7 separate regions of the Mus musculus genome follow, and regions 1, 3, 4, 5, 6 and 7 are each linked to region 2. Evidence: chromatin loops called from intact Hi-C (ENCODE). Cell type or tissue: heart. All regions are shown on one strand. Region 1 has its middle 46 kb from the start of Gm52526. Region 2 has its middle 2.3 kb from the start of Bmp2. Region 3 has its middle 170 kb from the start of Fermt1. Region 4 has its middle 290 kb from the start of Gm39940. Region 5 has its middle 270 kb from the start of Gm39940. Region 6 has its middle 19 kb from the start of Gm39940. Region 7 has its middle 220 kb from the start of Fermt1.

What was found. Peaks named below come from ENCODE experiments on the same cell type or tissue, not always from the same donor. Only the 100,000 strongest peaks of a DNase experiment are listed, where the experiment ranks them.
Region 1: a loop joins it to region 2, with 10 times the contacts of the local background. A loop is called at or near these places in 16 of 42 quality-filtered maps.
Region 3: a loop joins it to region 2, with 2.9 times the contacts of the local background. A loop is called at or near these places in 11 of 42 quality-filtered maps.
Region 4: it touches region 2 in a loop (6-fold over the local background); 17 of 42 quality-filtered maps call a loop at or near these places.
Region 5: it touches region 2 in a loop (3-fold over the local background); 17 of 42 quality-filtered maps call a loop at or near these places.
Region 6: it touches region 2 in a loop (14-fold over the local background); 15 of 42 quality-filtered maps call a loop at or near these places.
Region 7: it touches region 2 in a loop (1.9-fold over the local background); 3 of 42 quality-filtered maps call a loop at or near these places.

Annotation. Positions count from the first base shown.
Region 1 is chr2:134,479,864-134,483,863 of GRCm38, forward strand. No RefSeq gene overlaps it. Among named protein-coding and RNA genes, the nearest start is that of Gm52526, 46 kb to the right of the region's middle. In heart, CTCF peaks have their summits at 2,111 (motif pointing left) and 3,036 (motif pointing left); no DNase peak of the experiment used is centred here.
Region 2 is chr2:133,547,836-133,551,835 of GRCm38, forward strand. No RefSeq gene overlaps it. Among named protein-coding and RNA genes, the nearest start is that of Bmp2, 2.3 kb to the right of the region's middle. RefSeq lists a promoter at 2,413-4,000 and a cis regulatory region at 3,302-3,312. In heart, a CTCF peak has its summit at 2,469 (motif pointing right); DNase peaks (open chromatin) are centred at 2,626 and 2,706; H3K4me3 peaks cover 101 bases; H3K27me3 peaks cover 1,073 bases.
Region 3 is chr2:133,112,370-133,116,369 of GRCm38, forward strand. No RefSeq gene overlaps it. Among named protein-coding and RNA genes, the nearest start is that of Fermt1, 170 kb to the left of the region's middle. In heart, a CTCF peak has its summit at 1,543 (motif pointing right); no DNase peak of the experiment used is centred here; H3K27me3 peaks cover 884 bases.
Region 4 is chr2:134,027,741-134,031,740 of GRCm38, forward strand. No RefSeq gene overlaps it. Among named protein-coding and RNA genes, the nearest start is that of Gm39940, 290 kb to the left of the region's middle. In heart, a CTCF peak has its summit at 2,099 (motif pointing left); no DNase peak of the experiment used is centred here.
Region 5 is chr2:134,015,290-134,019,289 of GRCm38, forward strand. No RefSeq gene overlaps it. Among named protein-coding and RNA genes, the nearest start is that of Gm39940, 270 kb to the left of the region's middle. In heart, a CTCF peak has its summit at 2,032 (motif pointing left); no DNase peak of the experiment used is centred here.
Region 6 is chr2:133,722,243-133,726,242 of GRCm38, forward strand. No RefSeq gene overlaps it. Among named protein-coding and RNA genes, the nearest start is that of Gm39940, 19 kb to the right of the region's middle. In heart, a CTCF peak has its summit at 2,203 (motif pointing left); no DNase peak of the experiment used is centred here.
Region 7 is chr2:133,163,100-133,167,099 of GRCm38, forward strand. No RefSeq gene overlaps it. Among named protein-coding and RNA genes, the nearest start is that of Fermt1, 220 kb to the left of the region's middle. In heart, no CTCF peak of the experiment used is centred here; no DNase peak of the experiment used is centred here.

The DNA of each region.
Region 1 (4,000 bases), 930 kb after region 2:
ATATGATCTTTATATTATTTTATGATTATGTATCTGTTTAGTATGTGGGTGACTATATTTCACTGTGTGTGTATGTGTGTGCATGCATGTGTGCGTGCATAGACTCGCACATGTTTGAGCTCACATATCCAAGCCAGGCACAACTTGTAGAAGTCAGTCCTTTGGCCATATGACATCCAGAGATTGAGCTCCGTTCAGCAGGCTTAGGAGCAAGCACCTTTACCCATGGAGACACACAACCAGCCTGCCCAGAGGGTTAAGGTCAAGTCCTGCAGCCAGAGAAGGCTACATAGAGAAAGCAGCACTGCATAAAGATCAGGAAGAAAGGGCTGAAGGAAGAAGCAGGTAAGCAGATCCTTAGAGGGTGGGCATATTTCTTTCAGGTGTAGAAACAAGCAGGAGACCAAATGGCCAAGCATCATCAGTAAGTGACCTAAATGATAGCTAGGAAAGGTCACTCTTTTTGTGTAGGACCTTTCCCACCAGTATAAGATCTTTTTCCTTCTAATGAGATGGGCAGCCTGCAGAAGTCTGAGTAGAGAAGAAACGGGTACCCACTTAGCTTTTAATGGTGCCACTGTAGCTAGCATGTTGGAAATAAAATGAACTGGGGTCAAGATTGGAACAGGGAAATCTTAGAAAAACTCTTGTCTAGTGCATGCTTGAGATGATGTCACATAAGGCCAGAGTTAGCCGAAGGATACAGTGGTGAGTGCTTTAGATCCCAGCAACACTTTAAAGTCCCCGTCAACAGGCCTGGTTTCTAGATCATGGAAGAGGGAGCATGAAGAAAGTTCCAAAGATTGGAGCTGAACAACCAAAACAGGGAAATTCCGTTTGCTGGGATGTGGAAGACAGAAACTGAACTGAGAGGGGTCAGAGGACAGCTAGATTCGCGATTTGATTGAACTGCCAAAGTGGAGAGCCCTTAATGCCTTTCTTTCACTCCGTCTTTCTCTAGCTTTGGCTTCCAGTGTCCTATCTTGAGTTTCTGTCTTCTGAAGAGAGGGTTAAGAACTGCACTTCTGAGGTTGCTCTGCAGCATTTACACATGGAAACCCCCGCATGATGCCACCAACCCCAAGGAGAGCTTTTCCTCTGGCTTTTGGGAACTTGGGAAAGGAAACAAGATTTCAGAGCACCCTCGGGACTCTTGGCCAGAGCAGCGGCACTGGGTAGATTCTTTGCAGGCTAGTCTAGTGCCCTTGCTGGAAACCCGCACAGTTGCTAAGCTCTTGCAAATGGAACCACCCATCATTAAATCATAACCTAAGGGGACACAGAGTTACAACAGATCGCTCATGCCTTACCTCCCTTTGCCCAGAAAGCAAACGCATTAAGAGCAGCCACAGAAACTATGATTTCAACGGCGAGGATCTGAAATCTGTGGATTTCCTCTTTAAGGAAACCAGAATCCATCCTCGCAACCCATCTCCCATATCCAGCTCATCTCAAAACCACCAGTTCTGTCCTCACCACTCCCAGCCATCAAATCCTGGTAGGAACAGCTGTCACCACAAAAGTCGTACTGGGCCAGGACAGCCAGCTGGCTCAGTAATTCACAAACAAACTAACCTTGAATTTTATTTTGAGCAGTAGAGCTAGCTAGCTTCTTGTGTTCTTCAGAGCCATCTCTGTTTTGACTCTTTGATAAACAAACACCAACTCAAATGTCATTTTGGGCTCTATTGTAGGGATTCAAGGCCCGGTATTGACTTCTTTGCTGCAAGTCTTTACATTAAGATACAAAGCAATGGGTTTCTGTATGGCATTTTTATACTCATTTTGTTCTTATTCGTTTCCAGCCTCACCCCCACCCCGGACCCCACCCCTGTCAAAAAAAAGGGGGGGGGGTATATAGTCTTTTGGATTCTCCTTTTATAATGAAAAGCCTTTAAATCTTGAGAAAATGGAGACTTAAGCAACCGAGCTCAAGCCTAGACTCAGATGCTCAGGGAAAGAGGCTTCTAAACTGTTGTTCTACTAACAATTTAGTGATCATTTTTCACGGCGTAGACAGAAGTCATGGGCTAGCAGATGACATAATCTGGTATTTTAAAAGATGTAAGACATCAACAAGTGGATGTATTGCTGCACAGCACCACCTACTGACCAGATGCGGAACAGACATGAATGAGAACGGGATCCAGAGCCCCAGAACCACCGAGAAACCGAAGATGTGGGAAAGAGGGAGAAAAGGAGGAAGGAATGGACAGCTGTTCATAAAATTCTATATTCTACCGATGCAGAAGCTGAGCTCAGAGCATCTGATTATGTTCACAAAGGGGGCAAAGGACCCACAGATGTCCTTAGAGGGGAACCCACTTTCACACTGCCCAAGTTTAAAAACTAATGACTCTTCTGTAATAGTCAAGAATAGATATATAGGTAACAAAACAAAGAGGCCAGAAACTAACCATCACACTGAGTTCACTTATTTTCCCCAGTGCTTCAAAGGCATTTAGACAGAAAAGTTGGTATTCGACACACTGCATTTGACAATTATACAAAATACATATAATTTAATTTCATACTTCATACCTTGTATACAAGTTAAATTAATATCTTCTATCTAAATAAAAATGCAACTATGAAACTTCACAAAGGAAAAAGAAAGAGAAAACTTCTTTGTGGTCTTTGGCTTGGGCTAAGAAGTCTTATTTGTAACAGCAAAAGTCCAATAATTGAAGAGAAAATTGATGGGCAGATAGTATTAATAGTTCAAAAATACTCTTAATCAGCCACTCTTTAATATGACACACACTTCCTTCTGCCACATTATAATGACTGAAATATGTCCTAGTGAGTAGACAGGGTTCACATTCCCCATCATCCTTGAGCACACACTCAGCCTAGATGTTCTGTGCCTCCGGGAATGGTTTCTGCACCAAATGTAATAGAAACCGTTGAGTGCAGCCACAGCCCCTGTTGCTTCCTTTTCAGACATCAGTTCACATTCTCACCTGCCTGTGGGATGAAACCTGCTGCTCATAGTCTCAGCACCAAGGAAAAGAGTTCAGATGTCGCCATCTACAGGCAGAACATGAATTATTTTGGAGTTACCATACCAGGAGTGAGGGTCAACTAAGGCTGAAAGGAGGGAAAAAAAATCACTAAAACCTTTCCTGCCCTGAAGGTCTGTGCTACACTCACATGTGCCACATCCCTATGGCTACTGCTGGTTTTATTCTGGATCCGCTAATTCTTGGATTGCAAAATTTTCACTGATTAATAATTATTTCTTGTATGTCTCTTATGTGATTAAAAAATAAATGTTATGAGGTAGAGACCAGACAGATCAAAGGACCCAACTAGAAGAGAAAGTTTGCCAAGGAGAGGGTGTACTAATATAGTCTTACTGGCCAGTAGCATGAGAATCCTGTCTCTGCATCCCTAGGGAGAAATGCCTGGGAATCACCATGCCAAGCCAGCATTTCTAGTGGTTCTGGGGATCAGAGCTCCCTTCTCTTGCTTGTGATAAAAGCACGTTAGCTACCGAGCCACCTCCCTAGGCTGTTATATGGAGTTTCAGCATCTGAGCATGCAAATATTAGTGCTCTCCTGCTTTATAGGACCTTGCAGCTTATTCCAGCTTTATTACTCTGTGTTTAAGAAATATAAAAGCTCTGAAGAGGTCTGTAGAATTCTGAGCTTGATTTAGTTGATCTTTGAGTATTCCATAAAAATTAATCCAGATAGTACCAAGCACAAAACACTGAGAAAGCCTTTGGATTCTTCCATCCTGAAATGGCATTATTGGTGTGTTCCTACTTATAGCATCAGAGTAGCCAACAACTCAGCTCTGTTAAAATGTTCTCAAATGGGAAAAGGCCCAAATAGGATAGCTCTCGATAATCTTCTTAGCTCTAAAGTTCTATGCACTTTGAGATAGGCTCAGACTCTCCTGACTTCAGAGAGATGCCATTTTATTATTCATTTACGTCCTAGGAACGCTCTCAGTAAAGTAGCTGCAGCAGCTGCCGTGTTATTTTTTGCATAG
Region 2 (4,000 bases):
AAAATTTTTTTTGCTGCTGGTGTTATGTAGTCACCTGCTGAACCTCACTCCCTAGCTCCCAGCCATTGTATTCACCTGACTAGTCCCCTGAAACACTGCTGTCACTGGTACTTATGGCTGTGATGAAGTACCTGACAAGAATCAACTTAAGGCTCTCACACTAGAAGGCAGTATGTCTTAGTGAAGTTGTGCTGGTAGAGGACCAAAATGGGTAGGACCACATCTCAGCAGAGCAGGGAACACAGATCAGTTGGGAATCTGGATGTAAAAGCTTAAGACCCACTGCCCTAGTGACCTACTTGCTCCATCAAGGCTCTACCTCTTATGTTCTTATAATACCACCTCCTGGAATAACACCACCAGATAGGGAGCCCTCAGGGGAGAGTTCACATCCAATCTGCAACCCTGTCCTTGCTATAAGCTTACTAATTTCACATTGCTTCCCATTAGTCCCTCAGCAACTCTTTGCTCTCCTGAAGTGTCCTTGTCATATGTCTTATGCTTTATATTTCTTTACCTCTGAACATATCATACTTCTTCCACAGGCTCCTAAATAAAGGATGTGCAGAGCTTATGTGTCTTTATGCACCGGATCCAAGTAACATAGTGTTGTGAAGTTCATAGATCCTCAGTAAAGATTTATAGACTGGGTAGTATTAGTCAGTTTGCTTTTATTGTTGTTGTTGTTTGCTTTTGCTTTTAGTTCTGAAACAATGAAACAAATACCTAAAACAGTTTGAGAAGAAGAAATATTTCTTTTGCCTCATGTTTTCAGGAGTTTCAGTCTACGGTGTATGGCTCCATTTATTTTCTTTGGACCTGCAGTGAGGAAGAACATGGAGGAGAGACACATGGGAGAGAAGGCCTCTTGCTTTATGGTGGTCAGGAAGCAAGAGAGCAACAGGAAGGAACCCAGGACAGGGAAACAGGATGAAAACCAGGAAGAGACAATAGGATAAAAACCAGGAAGTGACAGGCTGGACCCCAGGAAGAGACAGGCAGAAACTTTGAAAGCCTGTCTCCAGTGACTACTTCCATCAACCTGTCCCCATTCCCTAACACTTATGTCACTGCCCATAAAGCTTTCCAAATTGAAATTTGTCAATAGATAAATACACTGGTCCCTATGATCCAGTCACATCTCCAAAAGTATACCTATAACACTTAGATGGGAGGGGTTTTTCAATACAGAGGCTTTGGGTGAAAACTCTGACTCCATAGCTACCTTGTAAAAACATTAATACTGAGGTTGACTCCTTTTTAAAAAACATTACTTCTTTTATCTTAAGAGATTGTAACTACCCCCTTTCCCTCTTCCAACCTAATACAATAGCAAAACATTTTAATATCATTGGTCACATATGCAAGTATATTGCTATATGGTAATTAAACAAGATTTGATGGCTGTCTAAAACAATGTGACTTGGCCAACCTGGCCTAGTTTGGCCTACAAATCACTCCACCCATCATTCTTACTGTGGCTAATCCAACACTGACTAGGTGAGCCCTAGGTAGAGCAAATGCTACTCTCGGCTGTAGCTTCTGGTCCCTAGGAAAGAATCAGGAGTGAGGAGAGCCAGGGTTGGGTGTCGCATCAGCAGCAAATGATGCACAGGCTAAGAGGTTTCTCAGGGGAGTTGCCACAGGTTACAATGGAATGACAATTACAAGGTAGATGGATCATGTCACGCCTGCTGTGACCTTTACAATACATGGGGATCATTATTTTCATGTGAATTTGCATAATGGTCCACCTAGTAGGAACAATGCTGAATGCTAATAGCTGCAGGATGCAATAAAATTAAACATTATCTGGGCTGAACTGCTCAAGGAAAAGTTGCCAAAGTATGACTCTTTAAGTACTTAATTTCATCCCAGGTCATGTCCACACACAAATGAGGATTTCCGATATCTCCTGAAAACCTGGCAAAAAACGGACTAGAATAGAATAGCAGCAGCCTCCTTTATGTAGAGTCCTAACCAGTAGACTGTGTTCTGATACATTGTGTCTGGACCTTCTTACAAAGATCAGACTTGTAATTCTCACCTTAGCTTGCCCCAGGACTGCCTGGCCACTGGAAACCCCTTACATATTTGTTAACAGAGACGCTAAATAGGATAAATTCAGAGCTACTCCAGAGCTACTCTCGCCTTCTGAACTGGCAGATACTGAGAAAAACTTTGTTAATGGTAAGATCGAGCAAGTCCGCAAGCACTGTACATTTTCAGAGAAGACAGATAGTACCCCCTCAAAGTATTAAGTAACCACACATTATTTGTTGTGGGTGGGAGGAGGCCACCAGCATAGAGTGTAAAAAGCAATAAGTCTCTGTATTTGTTTCTTCTCTACAATTTCAATTGCATGAAAAATGGACTGAACATGACCATCTACACTGTATTCCAAAGAACAGAGAATTCATTTAAACTGGATTCACTTCTAGGTCCCATGCGTTTACACTCATTTCCACCACAAGAGGGCAGCCATCTCTAAAAAAACAACAGTCGAGTGCTCTTCAGAGAAATTGGGCCAAACTTGAGGAAAGTTCCTGGGAAAGGCTTTTTAGCAGCACCTCTCTGGGCTACAAAAAAGAAGCCAGCAGGCACCACCAAGGTGGAGTAACTGTCCAGAGGCATCCATTTTACCTCAGAGACTTGATTACTAAGGATATCCTAAACGGCCAAACTCTCTCTTCTGGTGTTCCAGAGGCCCAAAGCTGCAAGGCATTGTTGATGTCATCACCAAAGGTTTCATTTTCATCTTTTCTTGGGGTTGGTCCAACAGCTGTCAGCTTTCTCTTCCTCATTAAAGGCAACTTTCTCATTTAAATCTCATATAGGTTCGGAGTTTCTTGCTTTGCTCCTTCCGCCTCCGCGATGACAGAAGCAATGGTTAACTTCTCAATTAAACTTGATAGGGAAGGAAATGGCTTCAGAGGCGATCAGCCCTTTTGACTTACACACTTACACGTCTGAGTGGAGTGTTTTATTGCCGCCTTGTTTGGTGTCTCATGATTCAGAGTGACAACTTCTGCAACACGTTTTAAAAAGGAATACAGTAGCTGATCGCAAATTGCTGGATCTATCCCTTCCTCTCCTTTAATTTCCCTTGTAGACAGCCTTCCTTCAAAAATACCTTATTTGACCTCTACAGCTCTAGAAACAGCCAGGGCCTAATTTCCCTCTGTGGGTTGCTAATCCGATTTAGGTGAACGAACCTAGAGTTATTTTAGCTCCCCGACTGAAAAGCTAGCACACGTGGGTAAAAAAATCATTAAAGCCCCTGCTTCTGGTCTTTCTCGGTCTTTGCTTTGCAAACTGGAAAGATCTGGTTCACAACGTAACGTTATTCACTCTGGTCTTCTACAGGAATGCTCAGCCCATAGTTTTGGGGGTCCTGTGGGTAGCCAGTGGTGGTACTATGAAGGCTCCTGAATGTAGGGAGAAATGGAAAGATTTCAAAAAAGAATCCTGGCTCAGCAGCTTTGGGGACATTTCCAGCTGAGGAAGAAAACTGGCTTGGCCACAGCCAGAGCCTTACTGCTGGAGACCCAGTGGAGAGAGAGGACCAGGCAGAAAATTCAAAGGTCTCAAACCGGAATTGTCTTGTTACCTGACTCTGGAGTAGGTGGGTGTGGAAGGGAAGATAAATATCACAAGTATCGAAGTGATCGCTTCTATAAAGAGAATTTCTATTAACTCTCATTGTCCCCTCACATGGACACACACACACACACACACACACACACACACACATCACTAGAAGGGATGTCCACTTTACAAGTGTGTATCTATGTTCAGAAACCTGTACCCGTATTTTTATAATTTACATAAATAAATACATATAAAATATATGCATCTTTTTATTAGATTCATTTATTTGAATATAAATGTATGAATATTTATAAAATGTAATAATGCACTCAGATGTGTATCGGCTATTTCTCGACATTTTCTTCTCACCATTCAAAACAGAAGCGTTTGCTCACATTTTTGCCAAAAT
Region 3 (4,000 bases), 440 kb before region 2:
GCGTGGTGGGTGCAGGTGTGTGTGGTGGGTGCAGGTGTGTGTGGTGGGTGTAGGTGTGTGTGGTGGGTGTAGGTGTGTGTGGTGGGTATAGGTGGGTGCAGGTGTGTGTGGTGGGTGTAGGTGTGTGTGGTGGGTGTAGCTGTGTATGGTGGGTGCAGGTGGGTGCCGTGTGTGTGGTGTGTGTGGTAGGTGCAGGTGTATATGGTTACAGGTATATGTGGTGGGTATAGGTGGTTGTGGTGGGTGCAGGTGTGTGCAGGTGAGTGCAGGTGGTTGTGGTGAATGAAGGTGGGTGGGGGGTACATATGGTTGTGATGGGTGAGCGTGGGTGTATGTATGCTTCTCTTGTCTTAGGTGTGGTAAAAAGCTAGGTTTCATCTGAAGAGCACTTGAGGCCCCCTGGAAGGATAAAAGGGGTAAAGAAGAAAACAAAATTCCTTGTTGACATTTATTAACTCCAACCTGATAGGTCTGCATGGTCTAGGTGGCTGAGGTCCTGTGGGTCATGTCCCTTGGGGGTCGAAGAGCTCTTTCATAAGGGTCACATATTAGATATCCTGCATATCAGATATTTATGCTATGATTCATAGCAATAGCAAAATTACAGTTATAAAATAGCAGTGAAATAATTCTATGTTTGGGGGAGGGGTGACACCACCACATGAGGAACTGTCTTGAAGGGTGGTAGCATTAGGAAGACTAAGACCCACTCCCCTATGAAGTAGACAGAACACTGGGTATAAATAAATGCATAGGTTCTTAGGTTTGGTAGCTGTGGAAATAGCCAATGCCATAGAAATCTGTGGGAAATTGTCTCTAGCTCCAGATCCTGTGGGAAGGAACTATGGAAAGGAACACAGGGACGGTGAACCTGGATTGTTTTTAAAGGAACAGTGTGAATGGCTTGGCATCTCCTTTCCATTTTGCCTACAACTCCCATTTCAACATTTTCTTGAAACCCAGGCACAAGCAGACATACGAAGGCCACCAGCCCCAGGGTTATGTTTATTTTGCGCGTTTTAAGCCCACCTGTGGGTTGAAGAGATGGTTCAGCAGGCCAAGATGGTTGCTGCCAGTCTGATGACCTGTGATCAATCTCTGGGACCCAACAGAGCAGAAAGAGAAGCGACTCTCCTAACTTGTCCTCTGACGTTCACACATGAACTGTGATGAGGGTGGGCCCCCAAGAAATGAATAAATAACACAGTAAAGTATTTTTGAAAGAAAATACGTTTGTCCCCCAAAATGGTGTCGTCCCCAACGGCTACTCTGATGGTCTCAGTTTGCAGTCGATCTTGACAAGTGTTACAGACTATGAAAGGCCGGCCCTGTTGCCTTGATGCCCTCTCATTGTTAGTCCAGTGTAGCTCGGGGCCGTGCGTGTTTGTGTTGTAGTTACTGGAAACATGTTATCTTACTTCCATGAACGCAGCTGAGGATATCACCCGCATTTGAGAAATGAAGCTGTTTTAACCAGGTCCTTGTTTTTCCACCTTGTCACCTTGCTGTCCTCTGAGCCGGCAGCAGGTGGCGCTGCAGGCTTCTTATCAGGAAAGCAAATTTTTTTCCCCCTAGCTGCCCTTTGCCGGAATAACCTGAACAAGCACACATTTCCAGAAATAACAGGCATTTCCAAGTATTCCAGAAATATATGCAGGGCTGTTTAGTCATTCATAATCATCGCTTCGCAAGCACTCAATCCTGCAGAAAATATTTTAGAAGCAGAAAAAAGATTCATAGAATTCTTTGTTTTTAGAAAGAAGAAGGGGGGGGGGGGGAGGAATTCAAGTGGGAGGCAGAGGCCCTCATTCGGCTCAATCACCTATCACTTTTTTTTCCAGGTGGTGAAGGGCCCAGAGGGGCAACCGGGTGGAAAAAGTCTTTTCCATTTGCGTCAGAACTCTTGAGGAGAGCTTCACTTCCCCACCCCACACACTTTTTTTAAGGCTCTAAGTTGTGGTTTTGATTTTCTCTGGATCACACAGAGGTGGCCCAGGTTCAGTGGGTTCTGAGGAGGTCCAGAAGCACCCAGCACAGATCACTCAAGAGTTTTTTTTTCATTGGATACTCTGATGCTCTGGACTATTTCCCTGAGGGAGAATAAGGCACAGCTTTTCACAGTGCAAAAGGCAGAGTCTCTACCAGCAAAACCCACAAGCCCCGAAAACCAAAAACCAAAAACCAAAAAAACCAAACCCTCACAGGTTGGTGTTGGGGAAAGTCACAGATGGCTGCAGAAGGAGTGCTCAGAGATTCATGTCTGATATCAACAGAGAGAGCATGTGAGAAAGAGAGAGAGAGAGAAAGAGAGAGAGAGAGAGGGAGGGAGGGATGGAGGGAGGGGGAGGCAGAAAGAGAGAGAGAGAGAGAGAGAGAGAGAGAGAGAGAGAGAGAGAGAGGGAGGGATGGAGGGAGGGGGAGGCAGAAAGAGAGAGAGAGAGAGAGAGAGAGAGAGAGAGAGAGAGAGAGAGAGAGAGAGAGAGAGAGAGAGAGAATATGGATGAATTAACCAACTGTTGGTCTGGTGAGCTGGGCACACTAACTTCTCGTCTGTTTTTGTTGTTTGTGTGCATATGAGATTTCAGGGCTGACTACTTTGTATTGGATAACCGATCTAGGTACCCATTCCTGAGAGAGGTTAACTCTCCCTAAAGCCGTTCGACCACACCCTTTAGACAGCACACTCTTGCCATCTCTTAGGTTGATGTGGAAAACGCCCGGCTGTTTCCCTTTACATAAGAGATGCTCTCTGAGCTTTCTGCTTGGATGACTGTATTGTTTCTTCAGTTAGTCCATCTTTCTGGGTCTCATTTTCCCACTGTTTCATGCTTTTCCTAGCCTTGGGGATTATCTTTGAGATATTCCCAGAAGGTGCCATTCACATGGGGGAAGATATCATAGGTAATCTTAGTGGCAGCTTGTCTGCTGACAGTGGCAGAGTGACTTTCTCTACCAGCTGGCCATAGCTGTACAATCCTCTGTCCTACCAGCCCTCCCCTTACACCCCAGTCTAGTGACACCTAAGGCAATAGGAAGTGAGTTTAAAACCTGACGTCTCCTCAAGGCATCCTAGGGCAGGACGCATGTCTTGAGGAGCCTTGTCTGCTGTCTGCATTTCACTGCTAACGACATTAAAAAAAAATTGGATGTGGTAACCATTGAAATTGCATGCTCCTGAAACTCATGCTGCCGCTTCTGGTGGGTAGTGAGCAAATCTGCTTGGTGGTTTTTGGACACCTGTGTTAGCCATTCTAGGCCACAGAGTTACTTTTGTCAATTCTAATATGAACAACTGCTATTTGAAAGTTCTCTTGCCCGAGGGATGTTCTGGAACACCGAACCCCATAAAGGGTGAAAGATACAACCCAGTGAAGGGAAAACTGACACAGTGAAAATTTCTTACATTTATTTCTTTGTGACAAGTTAGCAAACTAAATTTCATTCTCCCCTCTTCCGTCCATTTTCTTTCCTTCCCATTTTCTTTTCCTTCCTTCCTTTCTTTTCCTTCCTTCCTTCCTTCCTTCCTTCCTTCCTTCCTTCCTTCCTTCCTTCCTTCCTTCCTTCCTCTCTCTCTCTCTCTCTCTCTCTCTCTCTCTCTCTCTCTCTCTCTCCTTTCTTCTCCTATTTTTAAAAGTGGGTAAGCATAGTAAGTGTTCCTAGGCCTACAGACATCTGGCTGTCTTGTCCTCTCTGGTCATGTGTGTTCCCACTTTTGATAATCAGACCACACCAGGTAATTCATTTGATCAATAAAGAGGAACATAAGCGAGAAGAGTAGATTGCTCTCATCCCTTTTGAAATGCTTCTCTTAATTTTCTCCCTCAGCTTTCTGAACATGGTTATGCTTTAGTGATGGTGCCTGATAAAGAAATGAGGATTTCCTAAGAACTGTTGCTAGTGGGGTCTTCTGGACTTATTCTGTATTTTATATAGGCAAAACCTACTGAACAAACAAACAAACCAAAACAAACCCAAAGACCAAAACACAAAAACTGCTTTT
Region 4 (4,000 bases), 480 kb after region 2:
ATGACTTGATTCACAGATGTATTTACTCATGCTTATCAGAACAATATATGTCCATCTTAACTAATGTGAGCCCATGTTAATACCTGCTGCTTCTATCCACCACTCTGCAGGGAATTGTGGCCTTATTTTCACCTGATTTACTTGTAGCCTCCATTTTTATTGTGAGTTTTTGTTATCTTCCATGCATTTACTTATGTTTTCAATTACAGTATACATGTATAACTATTTTAAAATGATGAGCTCACATACCCTCAGGTACAAGTTTGCCAGTTGGATTTTGACATCTTTACATATGTCTTTTCTCCTGGATGTACAGAAATGCTGATCCAAGCTCGAAAAGATAACCTTAAGCGTGTGATGACCTGGGAGAATACATGCTCCAAGAGGCTAATGTTTAACACACTGGCTTGTTTTTAAACAGAGGAGGAAATCAATTAACCAGAGGGATGAGGACATAAACAACTTCCGAGATAGGCCAGATTGTGATAAAACTGAGTCCTTCCTAACCCGGCCATGCTCCCAGTGACAATACAGCTGCTAATCCCATTCTGTTAAGTCAAACTCCAATGTAAATAGACGTATGACTCAAACTCCTGAGAAAGATAATCACGGTCGGGCTCACTATGAAGTTCCTATGAATCCCAAAGTAGATATCTGGTCTTCACAAAGCAGACCTGTGTAAGAAGGGCAGGTGTGACCTCTGGCCCATTCTGTTTTGAGAAAGGTCTTCAGATTTGATAAGTAGTAAATCAGGGGCCATGGCTGAGAACACCTACTCATGAACCTTCTGAGGAAAATGATATGTCTTTAAGTTAATTTCTTTTCTCTATATAATTAACATCCTATTAATAATTAATTAAGAGTCTTGCCTTTGTTGGGAAGAAAGCCTACATTTATCTTCCATCAGAATTCTTTTATCTCCTAGCTCCTTTCTTGGCCCCCATGACATGGAATTGTGTTAACCCATGCTAGTGACTCACAGTATCACCTGCCATTCACTGCCTGCTCTGCCAAAGTGAACCCTTAGAAAAGAGATTTCGCTTCATTCTCTGAATGTCTAGCACACAGTACATGATCAACAAATACCAAGTGGACCAAATGTCGTGTAAGAAAGAATAACTCAACATCACAGCTTCATATTTAGAGATTTCTCCCATGAAAATGGATGCTTTCTGCGATTTTATTTAGGCACTTGGATTCATGACATGAATATCACACTCAGAAAAAGAAAGCTACTCAAGAAGTGGCACTGTACTTTTGGGCTTTGGCATTTTTTTAAAAAGCCATTTTGTCTTCCTTATGCAAGACTCATGGCCTTTGCTTTGAGTTCCCTTCTCCACTGTAGTAGTTTTTATCTATCATTGGAACTGGTTAAGTTGCTTGAAGGTTTGCATATGTTACTGAGCTTCTGCATCACAGATAATTTGAGGCAGCTACCACACACACACACACACACACACACACACACACACACACACACACACACATTCCCTGCATCCCAGAGTCACACCTCACACCCTCAGAGATCTCAATGTACCACGACTGAGGGAAGCTCAAGCTCAGACACTGGTGATTTCAAATGACTTTCCCAGTGTTTCTGAGGAAGGTGGGCTGCTCTCTGCTTCCTTTTCTGGAGGTGGTTAAAACATCTCAGAGCCCTGTCGCCCACTAGCCAGAAGGCAGTGCTGGATAAAAAGTCATTTTCCCCATGTGTGTTGCACTATCTCAAGCTTTTCCTGGAGAACTGGCTTTGCCTTCTCATTGGTAGACTACCCAGAGTGCAAGAAAACTTGGGATGGCTAAAAAGCAGAGACTATGCACAGTAACAACAGTAAAAGCCTAGGTCAAATGAGAAAGCCAGTTTTAATGTGGATTTAACCTAAAATCCAGAGATAACAGGACAGCCCACTTTCCATTAACAAACTGCTTGACAGAGTCTTCATGGCAAATGTATCCGTGTTTGCAAGGGCTGGAGAAAGAGTTTTAGCCTCTACACTCTTGAATGTATTCTTATGTTTTGTGAAGTGTTTAATCCAGCATTGGGACACACAGGCTGGGCTGGCAAACTCTGCATCTCAGGAAACAGCGACATCTGCTGAACACCCAGGGCATAATTTACTGGAGAACAGTTGAGTCTTGAGGTTAGGTCCTAGGGCTTCAGTGTATATGCTCTGCCATTCTATTCATGACATCCTGTTCCCAGGTACCAAGCTGTTTTATCAGCTCATTGGATGTAACAAACCAGCACAAATTTGAGTTGTGTTACTTAAGGGTAGACACATTCTCTGAGTGTCTAGGCTTAATTTCTCAGATAGATCACTCAGACAAATGGGTATAACATGGGCAAATTCAGCCCTTGGAGAACCAAAACAGAGTGACCAGACAAAGGGACATAGACAAAGGCCTGGCACTGTTGTATGGACAGTAGTCTGGTGACAGTGTACATGCATGAATTTCATATCACAGCAGATCTTCTCTAGTGCCCAACACCAGCAAGCCACAGAGTTAGTTTCATTTCCTGCAGGAATGAGTCCCGATAATATATCAAACCCCAGAAAGCTCAATTTGACTTGTTAAATTTTTAAAGAAATGGAGTGATGTTCCCCCCACTGGCAGTTATTTGTGTATATATTTTATTGTTAGGGTCTATATCATATAAAAATTCTCGCATCATCATAAAAGAAAATGCTAAAAGTCTGGCATTTGGAAAGTGAAATAGCATTGTGTGTGTGTGTGTGTGTGTGTGTGTGTGTGTGTTCTAAGCCAGGCTTTTGAAAGACAAACATTTGATGTAGGAAAATGTTGAAAGTAAGAAAGTTATATGAGGTTTCATTAAAATTTTCTAAAAATATTTGGCTTTCAAAATCAAGCCCACTTAAAGTTTTCCGAGTTTTATTTTCTTTTCTGAGCCATTTTGAAAGATTGTAGAAGATCTCACTGTGTTGTAATAATGTTATTTTATATAGATTTTAATAGTAAAAATAAAGTTAGTAGACCCCACTGCCCTTCCAATATAGCTGAAAGTTCATTTCTCTGCCCAATACTTCCCACACTCATGAAGAAACACCAGACTTTCAATTAAAGTTCAGCACTTAGACTCTTGTGAGATCCTGAAATATTTGTGCACAGCTGAACAAAACTCTAGCACACATTACACATTAGAGTGGGGATATGTGCAGATGGGACTAATTAGGACTTTCCAATTTGATTTTACCACTTGAAAAACTCAAATGCTTCATTTTGAACTAAGTTTATCTTTTTGCATGTACAAAACCAGGACTCACTTGTGATAACTCTGCCTATCTATTGGTCTCTCTTCATCATGGTGGTATCACTAGGTACAGTTGTCATTCAGGCATACAGAAAAGATGAGGCTGAGGAGTGCATATGGTGAAGGAGCATGACTGGAAATGTGATTCTGCTGTTCTCGTTCCCATCCGCACCTGACCTTTTCCATCAGTGATGTTGAGTACTCGTCTCCTACTGACCACAGTAGCTGCCTCCTGCTTTCTTAGAACTTCCGGTTTCATGAGCTTTGCAGCCCACATTCGAATGCCTTTGCACTGCAGATCACTAGAAACATGTGTCTGGTAGTGGCTGGGAATCCGTAGTGGTTGAGAATAGTAGATCCCTATGAATTGTGATGTGTAGACATGTAGCAGATGGGCTGGGTAGCAGGGAGCACTGTGAAAACATCAGATGGATAATATTTAACTTAGATGATCCCCATGAGCTCTGCACAGGGGTGGGAAGGCAGCAAAACTCAGAAATTCCTATCACTATATTCCCCACTTCTTCTTCTTCTTCTTCCTTTTTTTGGGGGGAGGGGGGGCTTTGAGACAGGATTTCTCTGTGTAGTCCTGATTGTCTTGGAACTCACTATGTATACCGAGCTGGCCTCAAACTCAGAAATCTGCTTGCCTCTGCCTCTCAAGTGCTGGGATTAAAGGCGTGCGCCACCACTTCCGGGTTTATTCCCCACTTCTTAACTTGGCATAGA
Region 5 (4,000 bases), 470 kb after region 2:
ATGAGTAAAAAGTTGGGGAGTTTCCCCAAACACAAAAGGAATGGGAAAAGTGTTTAAAACTTTAAACCCATCTTGCCTCAAAACTAAAGGTTTTTGTTGCTGAGAAAAAGTACTCTCAATAATTCTGCCAAAGTAATTCACATTTTTAAAGAGAAAACAAATCCAGCAAAACAACAACAACAACAACAACAAAACCCCAAATGCTCTGGTTTAAATATCCTGCCTCCTAGGTTCAGCCTAACCCTTTTAGAATATTGCTTTTTTTATTGTTTGCTTCAAATTCCATAAGCATTAATTGAATTCCTAAGCAACAAAAAGCCCAAGGATAATTGTAATTTGCCAATAATTCTCTTGTTGGTAAGAATAGAAGATACTGAGAAACAGGGACATCGGGAAGTACGTCAGCCAGTCGTTCAAAGGGAAAACCAGGAGGCATTCAAAACCAGACTATCATAGGAAAATGACTTGAAATGAAATCATTGGCCCTGATGAAAGAGTTGATTTGAGAAAGGTAATATTTACTATTGTATATCCTTGGACTTGGTTTGCTCAACATACATTCTAAATATGACAATTTGTAAGGTATTTGAAGGCTCTGTCTACTAAATAGGGAGAAAAGACGCTTTGGAGGGAAACCCACACCTGTCCGCAAGACCACTGCATTGACTTATAGAGGTTTTGTTCTCTAATTAACTTCGGAGGTGATCATAGTGCCAAAGCACACAAACATCGTCTAAGGTTATCAAAGGTTACTTCCTGGGAGTCTCTTCCCAAATGTAGATCACTGACTGATAGCTTTCTGCCTGCTGCAACAATGCTTCTGAGAGCACATATTTCATATTAGAGTAGTTCCTTTGCTTCTGTCTATGGTGAGGATCTCAGAAGGAAACAGTTCTGAATATTCCTAGTTCTGACGCTGAGGTAAGTATAATGCAGGAACCAGAATTAAAGTAACGGAACATACAAGACAGTTGTAGGAGGCTTCTTTCTTCTAGGAGCCCATTCTTTCTAGAAATTGAATCATCAGATGGTAGTTCTAGTCGTGTCTCTGATGCTTGTCGGTTGGGGTCGAAGATCTAGTCAAAGCGAGGAGAGAAGTACACATCTCCAGCAGCCTTTAGCATTCCTCCCAAAGGCATCGCACAATAGATTCAGATTTCTACCAAAGCTAAATCTACAACTAAAGTGGTCCAGTAAGAACAACACACAGATTCCTGCTGGGCCAAGAATATGAAGAATGGGCTTTCCAAATGATAACTCAGAAATATCTGTAAAAGGATCTCCTGAGCTACTGATAGGTTAAAGGATTGCTGAAAAGACTTGGCAGTTTTGGTTGGTTTGGTTTGTTTGCTTTTGTTTTGTTGTTGCAGTTGTTTGTTTCTTTCTTTCTTTTGCTGTTATTTCCTTCACTCTTGTCAATACTAAGTGTCTATCTAACCTTAAATGATCGTGTAAGGAGATGTCTGCTTTTAAATCATATTTGTTATGCAACCTGTGTTTTTATAAATTAGAGTGAAAAAGCTGTCGAGCTGTGAGCATGCAATGAATTATTTGGGATACATGTTTTATCAGCAGAAATGGATTTTTAAATTACATGAAAATAAAATTACATCTTTCTTTTCTGAACTTGTTCATTTATATGCAATAAACACTGTAGGCCAATTTCTAAATTTATCTTTTTTATTTTCTGGTGCAATGGTACAAGTAGAACCCTTCAATATTTTCTTGGCACTAACCATAGCCTATATTGGTAGGCTAATGCACAGTTAGTTAATCAAAGGTTTTTCCAGTCTGATATCTTTGTGGCACAGCACTTCATTTTTGTTCTGTAATAGCTGCAAGGACATACCCAGACCAGAAAACAAGTAGCTTATTTAGAAAACATGAGTGCACACTGGACTCCCAACTGCTTTTGAGCTTAATATGAACTTGCTTGGATGAGTAGTGGTCTTTGTTACTTTGCTTACTCTTTCTTGCTCCTCCCTGAGAAGGTGTCTTGTCAATCTCTGGCTCCATCTGGTGGAGTACTGTGTGGCCATGCCACAGTCTCAGGATGCACCTTTCTCCAGGCCCAAGACCAATGATTGTCATTATGATCTCTTGCTAATGGGATTGCTCCTTGGCATAGAATGTCCATTGTTGAAAGACCTCTTCCAAATAGCTAGAACAAGGGGAAGGAAGGACACTTAAGTTAATACAACCCCCTGTCTAATTCCCAAAGCGTCTGTTTTTACCTCACTTGACCGTATAAGCATCTTCCATGAAATGAAACAGGCAGAGGGTATTATGATGGAAAAGACATGGACTCATACTAATAGAGTTTCTCTGAAGAAATAGAAAAATTAAACAGATGGGCATAATATAAAAAGTCACATACCTTGATACTGGCTACCACACTTGTATAAGGCACATCATTTAAAGTAAACAACAAAAAATGTATGATTTTATTGTGTTTTACCATTATCTCGTGAGTGTCTCACTTACTCATCTCTAAATTCCAGGATCCCGTGAGAGATTTCAAAAGGCAATTGCTTTGAAGTAATGTGACTTTTAAAGAACCCTTGTGTCACACTAGAATGGGTCCATAGGGGCTTAACATAGTCATCTGTTGATTCCTCAGTTTGGACCTGGTGTGGTTGGTAGGGGATATATGACTTACACATGGCAGAGACCAAGCTCTCCGCATATTCATCTACATAAATGATGGCTTGGAAATGTGTAGCAAAGTGATAATTAATAGCTGAAGTGTGTCTAAGCCATGGATTGGCATGGAAAATCTTGAGTGGGTAGCACTCAGTTATCATGCAGATTAACTTCTCTGCCCTTCTTCTTTTTCTCTCTTCCTTCTTCACCTTTTAGTGATTTCTTTCTGCCCAGGGACGGTAACCAATACGGCCAGTCCAACTGCTAACTTATACATTCTAACACGCTCCAGTGCTCAAAATTCACTGTCTGCTTAGTTCAGTTCTTCTCATGTTCCAACCTCTTCTCTTTGTGGCCGAGGAGAAACTCATGCTGGCCCCAGCTTTAGCTACCTGCTTTCAGTCTATGGGAAAGAGGCATGAGCATAGAGGGGCCGTGAAGAGCTTTAGACAACAGGGAAGCATAAGGTGTTGAGAGAGACAAACCTTGCTACTCTACAGAACCACATCTCCTGAAGCCAAGGTCTTTGTTCTTGTATACTTTTAAACAGGATTTCCTTTTCAGGGTAATTTTTGGGTCACAATAAGATTAGTACAATAATATGGAGATTTTTTTAATATATAATTTCTGTTTCAAACTTGTGCTGCTCCCCTGCTAGCAATGTCCCATACAGGCTGGCCCACTTCTAACAATAAATGAGCCTGTGTGTTGATGTATCCTCATGCATAGTGTACAGGAAAAATCTTTTCTTGGTAGAATACATTCTGTGGTTTTCAACACATGTACCCATCACGTGTCTGCCATTATACTGTCGTGGAGAACTATGTCACTGCCTTAAACATCCTATGCATCCTTCCACCCTTTCCTCCACACTGACCTCTGACAGGAACTGGGTATGTCCTGTTTCCATTGTTTTTCCTTTCAGACAATAGCATGTATAACACTCATAAAAAGTGAACGGTTTTGCACTGTTTTCTTTTTCAGTGGGTAAGATTTATTGCATGTCCTTCCCTGTCTTTTTGTGGCTTGATTGCTAATTTGCTTATATTGCTCAGTAATCTTCCTTTGCTGGGATAAACTGCAGATTATCCATTAATTTATGGAAGAGCATCTTGGATGCTTTCAAGTCTGGGCAAGTATGGTAAAGCTGCCATAGGTATCTATGTGGACATCCGTTTTTAATTCATTGGCTATGCACAGAGGAATTTGATTGCTTGATTATAAAATAAAAAAAAAACTGATTTTTCTAAGCACTATGAAACTGTTTGAAAGTGGCTTTACTTCATGTTGCCCCCAGCCAGAAAGAGAATCACTCTCCTTGTCGCTGTTCAGTGCTAAGTGTTCTAAGTTTGGGCCA
Region 6 (4,000 bases), 170 kb after region 2:
ACCTGATTTTATAAAAATAATAAACGTTCAGTATAGAAGACATGAAAAAGTCCAGAAAAGTATACAAATTAGTTGCTTTTAAATTTATATTTGGACAACATTAATAATGCTGATTTATAATGGGATTTTCCCATTTGGAATTTCTGTGGTCTTCAATAATGCCTTATAATACCATGTCTTGTGCTTGTTTATGGTTAGGTAGGCTGTACAAGGGCAATTTCATGTTTAATAGTTGTGGGTTTTTTAGATTTCCTATTTCACCAAACATTTCCTAAGAATTTGTGTGTGTGTGTGTGGGGGGGGGGGGGCATGTAAGGTCTTGGGAACAAGACAGGCAATCTTGGACGATGCTCCTGATTGTTACATAGACTTTAGCTGTTGGAAGGTACTAGGCACCCCCACTCCCACGAGCAAACTGTAATGCCGCAGTAAAGAGGGCAGAAAGGGTGTGTAGTGAGCGTGTGGCAGGCTGTTGGTGATGGATAGGGAAAGGCAGAACAGGATGAAGTCGAGGACTTAAGGATGAAAAATAATAGCGGGGGTGGGGGGGGGGGAAAGTGGCTGCCAAGTATTTGAGGAAGGGCCACCTGGGTCTGGGAAGGGTCTAAACAGGTTGAGCGAATAAAAGCATCTGAGACAAGAGGGGGTAAGGAGGAGTCATGGGGTCTTAAGACAGAGGAGATAAGTTAAGAAGCAGGTACTTGACTCCAGGATGGTATTAGTTAGTCACCATTAAAAATAATGCTGCAGGGAACATGGCTACATATATTAATGTTTTTATTTTTTATGATCTAAAATAAATTAGCTAAGGTGAAAACAGCATGCTGGAACTGGTTCTTTTAGAGGTGTTATTCAGGGTTCCTCCAGACCTTTCATCCACATTTCACTTTAGCTTGCCTGCTTTGCCCTGTTTCTCTCCTTCTCCCTCCCTCCCTCCCTCCCTCCCTCCCTCCCTCCCTCCCTCCCTCCCTCCCCACTTCCCTCTTTCCCTCCCTCTATCCCTTTCTTCCTCTTTCTCTCTTCAGGTTTGTCAAAGCTCTACAGTGAAGGGGACAAACACCTGCACACGGCAAATGCCCCCATTCTTTGTCATCTTCCTCTTCATTTCCATATTCATAGGAGGCGTTTCCACAAAAGATCAAATTTACCTGACAAATATAGCAATACAAATATAGCAATAGGAGGGAATGAGCCTTGCTTTGCTGACATGACAGTATTTCTTTTGCACTTGCTTCTTTAAAACTCGAATTCTATAAGCCGACACATGCATGGGATTATGTGCTGATGTCCCTGAGTGCCTGTCTCGTGTCATCTTCTCCTTGGCTTTACCTAATCTATTTCCTGTCCACAAAGAATCCTGGGCAATTTGGTAGCTCGTGTCGTGTCATCTCTAGGTGCTGGTGGTTCTGCAGGGCTTGCTTCCACTGTAACCGAATCACTGGACAGTCCTTCCTGTCTACAAGATATACAAAAGCATCTTTGAAACACTCCAAAAATATGAACTAAAACCTGAGACAAAAATCTTTTCAGGGGGTCAAAAGTGAGGAACAGGAAGCCTTTGAGTTACGATTCACAACCCGTGGGTACATTTGCAGAATGAGCCTTTATCTCCCGATGCTTCCTTCCCAACAAATAATCACATCTCCACCTCGAAGGAGACAAACATGGACCAGTGGAAGCGCTTGCAGGTGAAACAAACAATCCGCAAGGGAACAAACAGAGACTGTTTGCTGAGACTTTTGCTGAGAGGCATTTGCTATTGTATGCAAATTCAGTGCCTGACTTGTGCTCTCCCTTCTGCTTAGCAAACAGGCAGGAACAGACAATTGTACACAAGGTCAAAGATGCAGAAATGGAAATGCTTACCACCCAGCACTGTAGACGTGCTGCAGATTCCTACCAAAGTCATCGTTTAAATCGGAGTGAGGTTTTCTTTAAAAGATTCACAAATGCGGAAGTTGTCTCATTGTGAAGACTCCTGTTTCATGTGTCTACATGGTAGAATTTATTGACAGTGTTTCTACTTGACAAAATGTATGCACAATTCTGTGAGAATCTTAATGATTTGTCCTCTGTTCATTGTTGAAAATTGAGCCCAGTGAGAAATTGTGTGCATCAGCGCATTCCCTGGGGCAAATGTATGATTAGAAATCAGAGCCCTTTCCCCAAGACATTTTACTGCCATCTGCCGGGGAATCACCAAAATGAAAATACACCCCAGGGCTGAGTAGCACACAGAAGGCGCCCTCTATGGTTGTGCAAGGTGCAATGTGTGATCACACACAGCAAACCATTGAGCATATCAGATGTAAATGGATGCTCTGATTATCTGTTACCTTAAGCGGTACATGAATGAACAGAATGGACTCTGAGTGGACAGGGTTAGATTCCCCATGTCCGGCTGCAGTGACACTGTCCCACTCCGTACAGTGGTGATGAACCGGAAAAAAAAAATCATTGCTCTCCATTTTGTTCTCAGTTTTCGGCATGCACTTTAGACTTATATAAAAATAGCTGAAGGAGAAGGAAGGGGGATTATTGAGGTTCGAGGCAGGAGTCATATTGTCAGCACCCCTCTTAGAGACCCTGGATTGGCCTGGCAGACATCTGTGCTAATAATATATAAACTGCAACTGTTGGCAGCTTGATGGGGAGTCTCCAGGAAGACGGCCTCTGCTAATCATTTCTCCCCCCGCCCTTATTAAGTGCTGAGCTGGGCTAACCGTGTAAATGTGAATATGGAGCCTGGTTTAATTAGGCAGAACTTTAAGGCAGTCAAGTAACAAATGACAACTTAATTAAACATAATTAAAACATTTGAGAGCTCCTTACCTATTTCGACAGGGCGGTGATTGCAGCTTGAAAGAAGGCTGCTGAAGGCCAGGCAAGGTGTTTTCCTTCTTTTCCTTATGTCGCAGGCATAGCTCTCTCTCTCTCTCTCTCTCTCTCTCTCTCTCTCTCTCTCTCTCTCTCTCTCTCCACTATTAGAAATGCAGCTGGATCCTATTTATAATCCATTTTCACATTTGTTTGAATTAAAATCCCAGATTTCTGTGCTTTCAAGGTTGAACGTGCAGGGCAGCCAACATTTATCCAGTCATTTCAGGAGTTACTGTATAACTGGGTTCCAAGAGGGGAACTACACCACAAGTTTGAGCCATAAGGAAAAAAAAGAGAGAAAACAGACCCAAACTTAAACTCCTGACATCACTGAAGCTGGGAGAAAGATTGTTCTGCTCTGAACATGTGCTGCCCACTTAAGACTCTAATTATTCTAAATTACTTAAATTGGCTCTAATACTTGTGTTTTATTATTTGATATTAAAGAACAAACCACGTTAAGAAGAAACTCATCATGCAGTTAAATACTGCCAGCAAGTCTGTCGGTGGCAAGTCTGGCTTTGGACATCCCTCAACTCTACCTACCACCTGACGCTAATCTGAGAGTTGCTCTGTGTACTCTACCACAGGCTTTTCCAGGATCCTGTTTATGTCTAAACCCAACAGTCCAGCCTCGCCAGCCTCTTACCACATGGAAAACTCCATTGCTCAGAGAAAGCTATGAATCCGTATATTCTTATGCTTTAAGATCCTCTGTGACATCCCAAAGCAAACTCCAGGTAAGCCTACCAGATGTTTTGGGGAGGGGAGACAAGGGATAGATGAATAATTTCCATTAGCATAGTACTGTTACCATAAAGATTTAATGACTTCATTGATGTGGTGTTCTGTGCTTGTGGAAAAAGCGTAAGGACCAGAAAGAAAACAATACGTATGAGTACCCATGAGGCCATTTGAAAAATATACTAAAGAGGAAAATGGGATCTCAAGTCCCCCAGACGAGGAACAGAATGCTCTCATTTGAGCTGAGCTTAGGGACCTGGGAGTCATCCAGAGATGGGGGCAGTAGGGGAACAAAGGCCAGCAAAGTGTCAGTCCCCTCCCCTCCTCCCCTGCTGCTGCACTTCAAGCTAGAATTGAGGTTCCACTCTGTCTTCAG
Region 7 (4,000 bases), 380 kb before region 2:
GTGTACACACACATTCAAATGTTTTATATATATATATATATATATATATATATATATATATATATATATATATATATATATGTATGTATATACATATATACATATATATATAAAACAAATCTTAGCTTTTTGAAATCCTTCTCACTAGAAAGAAGGAGAATATTGTTGTTTTCTCCTTTATCTGGTGTTATAAATGAGAAGCTCAATGTGGCACACCATCCCACTCTTGTATAGAAGATGATCACCTACTTCTTGTCTGCATCCTGTTGTGTGCTTTCTTGGGTTCTGCAGTATTTCCATTGGAGCTGGACATGAATGTTTTATGCATCTTGCCAAGGACTCCATAGCCTTTTCTAGCTGGGAGCTCTGATTCTCCTCTCCGGAGATTTACACGGTGCCCACTGGTCCCTTGAAGGTGTCGTTGGTTCCTCCGACATTCCCTGCCCATGTGTCAGCTCCTTTCCCTTTTGAGATTTCTTTGGCAAACTTCTCTAGCTGCCCCTTCTGCTGTCACTCCTAGGTTGAGCCTATTCAGTCAAGATCTCTGTATATTGATATTTTTCAGCTCTTAGATTGAATTTGTAACCCCCCTCCCCTGAGGTTCCTTCTAGTATTTCACAAAGAAATTATTTGCACATATATATTCTGGTCTTATTTGTTTTGTCTGTTCTGCTATTTTTACATGTAGGAGCTCTTTCTAAGTTCACTTGTGACTCTTACATTGGCTTTTTTCACATGCTTGGTAAACATTTTATGACTTATCTATATTATCTGAGAGCCTAGTTTATTATAAGAATCCATTTCATCCTGTTTTCAGAACTTCTCAAGTGAGAGATTCTGCTTCTTATGGGTTGAGCAGTCCTAACCTGAAAACTCTAAATCTGAAATGCTCCAAAATCTATAAGTTTTAGCTCAAAATTAATATTGCAAGTGAAAAAGTCTACACCATGAAACTTTGTTTCAAGCTCAGAATTATTGAAAATATTTTATAAAATCAGCCTCAAGCCACATATTATGAGGTATACGTGAATTTCATTTTAGACTGGGTCCTATCACTATGAATATAGAAATATTCCAAAATCTAAAACCCTCTGACAACACTCATTTGAAGGATTTCAAGTAAGAGACACCCAACCTATAGCAGGGTATCCTGCGAGGACATGAATGAGTTCCTGACTAAGTGGTATCAGCCTTTTCTTTATGTCTAACCAGATGTGTGTCTTGCTCTATGCTTGATTCAGAGAGAATAGGGAAGAGACTATGGAAGGGCTCCTGAGTGCTCTGAGGGTTTTCCGTACTATCGCATCTGTGGATTTGCTTGGAGCGCTCTGCAGACTTTGTACCACTGTACAGTGGCTCTCTCTGAGAACATGTGTTCTGAAGGTTTTATTTATTTATTTTTATTGGGTATTTATTTCTTTTACATTTCCAATGCTATCCCAAAAGTCCCCCACACGCTCCCCCACCCACTCCCCCACCCTCTCCCCCACCCACCTACTCCCACTTCTTGGCCCTGGCGTTCCCCTGTACTGAGGCATATAAAGTTGGCATGACCGATGAGCCTCTCTTTCCATTGATGGCCGACTAGGCCATCTTCTGATTCATATGCAGCTAGAGACACGAGCTCAGGGGTGGGGGGTATTGGTTAGTTCATATTGTTGTTCCACCTATAGGATTGCAGATCCCTTCAGCTCCTTGGGTACTTTCTCTAGCTCCTCCATTGGGGGCCCTATGATCCATCCAATAGCTGACTGTGAGCACCAACTTCTGTGTTTGCCAGGCCCCAGCATAGTCTTACAAAAGACAGCCATATCTGGGTCCTTTCAGCAAAATCTTGCTAGTGTATGCAATGGTGTCAGCATTTGGAAGCTGATTATGGGACGGATCCCCGGATATGGCAGTCTCTAGATGGTCCATTCTTTCGTCTCAGCTCCAAACTTTGTCTCTGTAACTGAAGGTTTTATTTTTTACTTTTAGTTTTTGAGACAGGATCTCACAATATTACAGAGGCTAGTCTTGAACTCAGACTTCCTCTGTCAGCCTCTTGAGTGCTTGGATCGTGGGCATGTATGATCATGGCAAGCAACATTTAAGACAACAATGTTTATGCTTTTACAAATTGCATTTGCAGTGGATAGAGTTAGAAACAGCATTAGCTGCTCTCGCAAGACTACAATTAAGATTCAATACATTTTTCATTTGGGTGTGAATATTTTGCTGCAGTAAGTGTACTGGATGTCATGAGCATTAAAATGCTATGACAGTATTCAAGCAACTGTTGATGAATTATTGTTAAAGGTAAGTTTTAGTTCATCAATAGCTGGTTGTTCTCAAAGGATAATTCTCCATGATGGATTCAATATCCACACAAATTGGTTTTTGAGTAATTCTGAGTTTAACTTTAAATGTTAATGTATTTAATGGAGTTTTAATGTTTTCTCTGCCTTTTTCCTCGCCCCGTGGAAGTCTGTACAAGAAAGTAAAAGTTATTAACCGTTGATCTATTATTCAGATGCCTTTCTCCTTTATGTGTCATGGTATCTTCAATTTTAAGGGAAAAAAAAAAGGAAGAAAATTTGCTTAGTGAATCTTTGTATACATTTATAAAGTGGCATCCTTTTCTATTAAATATTATAGTCTTAAAGTTCAGTTTTTGTTACTGAGCTTGTGGGTGTTTTGCAGTATCTCAACAACTTTCTAACACAATGGGGATACCCTGGTCTTATTTTGTAGTATAATGTCCACAAGTTCTTTTCTGGTACTTGTGTACTGGTGAGGTATGTGTGGCTAGATCCTGCTGACTTTTGGTAAGTTCCCAGAGTAACCCTCCCTTATTGTACATTCAGTTATATAAGAGCAGTTTCGGTTTGAAAATGTTCATGGGAAGCTTGGGGAATAATTCACCTTATAGTTGGGGATATAGGTCATGTACTTGTAGGTCAAGTACTATGGTCATGTACTTTTCCTTGTATGTATGAGATCCTGGGTTTGATTTCAGAACTGAAATAAAATAAAAAAAGAAGAATAAAACAACAAAACACAACAAAACAGAAAGCCAACCAATCAACCAAACAAACTCAAACTGCTTAAACCCAACCCAACTCAACCCAACTGAAAAAGCACTTATGTTTTAAGTGTCTTTTTGAGTAGGGTAATGAAAGTTTATGTCATCACATCCGGATCACTATTTATCCAGCATGTCCACACTGTGGCAATCAAGAGGAAACTATAATCACATAGCCTTCAAAACAATATATTGTGTTACACCGATCCTATTTTATTTTAGTTACTGTTGTTAATCTCTTATTATATCAAGTTTGGAAAATAAACTTTAAATACATACATAAGAAAAATACATAGAAGAGAGGTAGGGTTTTGTACTGTTTATGGTTTCAAATCCACCGAGAATCTTGAAGCAGATCCTCTATGGATAAGGGAGGCTATGCATTTCTGTTGACACTTAAGATTGGGCTTCGAGAATGGTAGGGGAAGTTGGCTTCTTGATCTCTGAGTTCCAATGCTGCTCTTGGCAGAGACTCCCATTTGGGAACCATGGCCATTTTCAGCACTCCTATTGCTACTGCCGCCGCCTTGTTGCCAGCAATAATTTAGGCCCGGGTCCTAGCTTGGCTTCATTCTGTAATTCTGCCCCACTCTGGGTTTCCTTGGATGCTAGTGAACATCAGGTAGCCTGTCCAGCCTTTGTAGGAGACAGACTTGCTCTGCCTACATGTTTTCTGCATGTATGCACTGCTTGCACGTGTGTGCTGCTAGCTGCCCACCTCCTTTCCTCTCACATTTGCTCCACTGACTTATCACCCTTCATTTACAAAACACACATTCAAAGCAAAAATCATTACTAATATCTCAACTGTGACAGTCAAATATTAAGCTAAGTATGAGGCCTTTCCCTGTGTGAGCCTGGAGGAGCTGTGGAGGTCATGTGATTTCAGAGCTAACTCTGATAGGAAGCTTACAGCGGGACTCCATTCCCCTCCCC